Linked DNA regions of Homo sapiens: region 2 is linked to region 1. A link is an interaction called in ENCODE POLR2A ChIA-PET data of the cell type or tissue named here. Cell type or tissue: OCI-LY7. All regions are shown on one strand.

What was found. Peaks named below come from ENCODE experiments on the same cell type or tissue, not always from the same donor. Only the 100,000 strongest peaks of a DNase experiment are listed, where the experiment ranks them.
Region 2: POLR2A ChIA-PET joins it to region 1 with 5 read pairs; 2 of 35 experiments call an interaction of 5 or more read pairs at or near these places.

What each region holds. Positions count from the first base shown.
Region 1 is chr14:75,226,049-75,228,548 of GRCh38, forward strand. No RefSeq gene overlaps it. Among named protein-coding and RNA genes, the nearest start is that of TMED10, 51 kb to the left of the region's middle. In OCI-LY7, no CTCF peak of the experiment used is centred here; no DNase peak of the experiment used is centred here.
Region 2 is chr14:74,876,998-74,879,497 of GRCh38, forward strand. No RefSeq gene overlaps it. Among named protein-coding and RNA genes, the nearest start is that of PROX2, 2.1 kb to the left of the region's middle. In OCI-LY7, a CTCF peak has its summit at 1,519 (motif pointing right); a DNase peak (open chromatin) is centred at 1,534.

The DNA.
Region 1 (2,500 bases):
ATTTGTTCCACGGCACTCCAGCCTGGGTGACAGAGCGAGAATCTATCTCAAAAAATAAAAATAATAAAAAGTAGCCAGCTGCAGTGGCTCATGCCTGTAATCCCAGTACTTTGGGAGGCTGAGGCGGGCGGATCACCTGAGGTCAGGAGTTCGAGACCAGCCTGACCAGCATGGAGAAACCCCCGTCTCTACTAAAAATACAAAATTAGCTGGGTGTGCTGGCGCATGCCTGTAATCCCAGCTACTCAGGAGGCTGAGGCAGGAGAATCACTTGAACCTGTTAGACAGAGGTTGTGGTGAGCCGAGATCGCGTCATTGCACTCTGGCCTGCACAACAAGAGCGAAACTCCGTTTAAAATAATAATAATAATAATAATTAAAAAGATACACACAGTCTCTTCTTTCATGCAGTATAGAGTCCAGCAGAGCCGGGAGACACAACTGAATAAAAGGTCACACACAGAATGCCAATAGAGAGCGCTCACATGGTCTGGGGTCAGGAAAGTGAGGTGGGTGAAGGGTGAGCAGGACAGCCTTCCAGACAGAAGGAACAGCATGCACAATGGCTGAGCAGCATGGAACAGCCTGGCACATGTCAGGAGCCCAGAGAAGGCCAGCATTCTAGGGCAGACAGAGCAAAGAGGTGAGTGGGAAGAGAGAAGGTGAGACTAGTGAGTAGAAGCTAGACCGACCCCATAGGGATATAAAGGTCCTGTTCAACATTCGAGACTTGATCCTCCACTGCTTCAGGAGGATGCAGGAAGGATTCTTGAGGCAGATGGTCTAGGAACCAGGCCCTGAAGGTTGGTGAGAATTGCAACAGGGAAAGGTAGCCCCAAAAGGTATTCCAGGTGAAGGTAACAGAGTGAACTCTGATCCAGAGGGACAGAGTCCAAGGTGCTGAGGAAATAGAGTGGCCTGGCATGGGAGGAGCCTGGCAGGGGTGGTGCATGCAGGGGTGTAGGGGGCAATAAGCCTAGATAGCAAGGTCAGAGACAACACCAGACATGGCATGCTAAGGAGTTTGGACTTTATGCCACAGACAATGGGGAGCCACTGAAGATTTTTTGATTATTAGAGAGATAGGACCAGAGCTGGCCCTTAGGAAGGTTGGATTTGGTGGGGAAATCAGGCAGGAGAATACTATTTATTTATATGAGAGGCAACATGGGTTTGATTTTAATACTCAACAATGTAATGAGTGCATGGTACCTGCCAATACTGAAAACTGGAGGGGCAAAGAGAAAAAAGGGACTGCCCCTGTCCTGTCCCATGGAGCTCGTAGATGACTAAACTGACAATGATGATACAGTGTGATGTGGTAGTGATATGACCAGCATGTTATGGGTGCCCTTAAGAAAGGGGGCCACTGAGGCTGGGCACGGTGGCTCACACTTGTAATCCCAGCACTTTCGGAGGCCGAGGCAGGTGGATGGCTTAAGTCTAGGAGTTCAAGACCACCCTGGGCAACATGGTGAAACCCCGTCTCTACAAAACATTTACATATTTGCTGGGCATGGTGACACGTGCCTGTAGTCCTGGCTACTTGGGAGGCTGTCATGGGAGCATTGCTTGAGCCCGGGAGGTTGAGGCTGCAGTGAGTTGAGATCGTGCCACTGCACCTAGCCTGGGTGACAGAGCAAGACCTTGTCTCAAAAAAATAAAAGAAAGGGGGCCACTGAGGCTGGGCACGGTGGCTCATGCCTGTAATCCTAGCACTTGGGGAGGCTGAGGTGAGCAGATCACCTGAGGTCGGGAGTTCGAGACCAGCCTGACCAACATGGTGAAACCCTGTCTCTACTAAAATATACAAAAAATTAGCCAGGTGTGGTGGCATTTGCCTGTAATCCCAGCTACTCAGGAGGCTGAGGCAGGAGAATCGCTTGAACCCAGGAGGTGGAGGTTGCAGTGAGCTGAGATTGTGCCATTGCACTCCAGCCTGGGCAACAAGAGTGAAACTCCGTCTCAAAAAAATAAAAAAAGAAAAGAAAAGAAAAGAAAGGGGGCTACTGAACTCAGCCTGAAGTGGGGCAGCGGTCAGCAAAGTCTTGTGAATGAATGGTGAGTTACCAGGAAAAAGGGTGAAGAACAGTATTCCAGGCAGCAGCTGCACGTGTAAAAAGCATGGAGTGGTGAGAGCAGAGTGGCTCAGCCTGGGCTGAGGATGAGGAAGCCGGTGCTGTGACTACAGAGGAAGCCAGAAAGAAAGCAGGGGACAGACCACGAGGACTTTGCATGTCATACTAGTTTGTTTCTTATCATTAAAGCCATGGATCCCTCCTCCCTAAATGAATAATCCCACCTTTTTCCCTTTGTTCCCACAGTCCTGGGAGGAGGAGTAGCTGTTTCCTGCAGTTGCTGCCTCAGTGATACCTCAGTGTTCTCTTTGTCATTTCACTTTCCAAGTTGAAGTTAACAATTCTTTTTTGTTTTGGACCTAGTAAACAATTCTTTATCTTAAATTGACCCTGTTACAATGTGTTACAATAGCTGGTGTGAT
Region 2 (2,500 bases), 350 kb before region 1:
GGGAGGCTGAGGTGGGAGGATGAGGATTGCTTGAGTCCAGGAGGCAGAGGTTGCAGTGAGCCGAGATTGCACCACTGTACTCCAGCCTGGGCGATAGAGTGAGACCCCATTACAAAAAAAAAAAAAAAAGGGTGGGCGCAGTGGCTCACGCCTGTAATCCCAGCACTTTGGGAGGCCGAGGTGGGTGGATCACAAGGTCAGGAGATTGAGACCTCCTGGCTAACACGGTGAAACCCCGTCTCTACTAAAAAACACAAAAAATTAGCCGGGCATGGTGGCAGGTGCCTGTAGTCCCAGCTACTTGGGAGGCTGAGGCAGGACACTGGCATGAACCTGGGAGGCAGAGCTTGCAGTGAGCCGAGATCACACCACTGCACTCCAGCCTGGGCAACAGAGCAAGACTCCGTCTCAAAAAAAAAAAAAAAAAAAGAAGTAAGTTACAGAATGATACAGGCACTGTGATTCCATTTCTACTAAGTTAAAAAATAGACCAAAAAAAAATACCCACACAAAAACATGTCTAGATTTTCATTGTGTATTCATCAGTCCATTATTTTGAATTACAACTGAATGAAGAGATAGACAGATAGATGGAATCTAGGTATCATAGGTAACACTGAGTGAATATAGGGCATAGTCCCTATTTTAAGGAGCCCAAAGATGGAAGCATAGGCTATAGCCCCATCTACTAGCTGGCCGATAATATTCATAAACTCATAGGCAAGGATGTGAATGTATGGTTCAGAACACACATAAGAAAACCGGGGGATTTGAGGTAAATGAGCTACTTAATCCTTTCTAAAAACACACCTTTTTTCTTATTTAATTTGAAAGTAAATACATCTTTCATTTTCATTTTTTATTTTTTTCTATATCAGACCACTGCTGGAGACATCTTTTTCTTAATTTAAAAACACAGGCAAAAATGTGTATAGAACATAAGCATATTGAAGCTATAATGAAAACAAGGGGATGGTTAATATATAATTCAGTATAGTAGTGGCTAACTGGGTGTGATGATGGAGGAGACCACAGGGAACTTTTCCATTCCTTCAGCTGGGCAGCAAGTATGGGAATTCCTTTTATTATTTTTCTTTTAAACTGGACACATAGATTTTTATATCCTTTTTAATACGTATTTTACAATGAAAATGTTTTTAAAAATTATCTTTTGGGCCGGGTACAGTGGATCACGCCTGTAAGCCCAACACTTTGGGAGGCCAAGGTGGAGGGGTCACTACGTCAAGAGATCGAGACCATCCTGGCCGACATGGTGAAACCCTGTCTCTATTAAAAATACAGAAATTAGCCGGGCATGGTGGTGGGCGCCTGTAGTCCCAGCTACTCATGAGGCTGAGGCAGGAGAATCGCTTGAACCCAGGAGGCAGAGGTTGCAGTGAGCCAAGATCATGCCACTGCACTCCAGCCTGGCAACAGAGTGAGATTCCACTCAAAAAAAAAAAAAAAATTCTCTTTTGAGCCCTGCCACAATTTATATTCATAAACTCTTGCCCCAGTAGATGGTGCTGTGTCTTGGGAAGCTCTAAATGAAGGAGTGCCCTAGCTTATTGGGTTGCAGCTTGGAGTCCATGGAAGCTCGTATGTGAATCTCGAGGAAATCAATTTCAACTTTTACCCTCTCAATGGGATTTTGTATGAAACCATGCTCGAGTGTGTGTGTGTGTGTGTGTGTGTGTGTGTGTGTGGTGTCTTTAGACTGTAATATCTAAGATTAACTTGGGTGATCACTAAAACTCCAGAAGTGCTTTGCCACATTATAACCAGGCTTGAAGTCTTGAAGCCTCTACATCTTTTTTTTTTTGAGACGGAGTCTAGCTCTGTCACCCAGGCTGGAGTGCAGTGACATGATCTCAGCTCACTGCAAGCTCTACCTCCCGGGTTCACGCCATTCTCCTGCCTCAGCCTCCCTAGTAGCTGGGACTACAGGCACCCGCCACCAGGCCCGGCTAATTTTTTGTATTTTTAGTAGAGACGGGGTTTCACCGTGTTAACCAGGATGGTCTTGATCTCTTGACCTCGTGATCCGCCTGCCTCAGCCTCCTAAAATGCTGGGATTACAGGCGTGAGCCACCGTGCCCAGCCTGAAGCCTCTACACCTTCTATAAGAATCTCAAAAATTGTTAAAGACTGTGAAAGCCTGTAATCCCAGCACTTTGGGAGGCCAAGGCAGGCGGATCATGAGGTCAAGATTTTGAGACCATCCTGGCCAACACCCTGTCTCTACTAAAAATACAGTGACACCCTGTCTGACACCCCGTCTCTACTAAAAATACAGAAATTAGCTGGGCATGGTGGCACGCACCTGCAGTCCCAGCTACTCGGGAGGCTGGGGCAGGAGAATCACTTGAACCCGAGTGGCAGAGGTTGCAGTGAGCCAAGATGAGATCATGCCACTGCACTCCAGCCTGGGCAGCTGAGCAAGACTCTATCTCAAAAAAAAAAAAAAAAAAAAAAAAAAAAAAAGACCGTGAAAGGACTG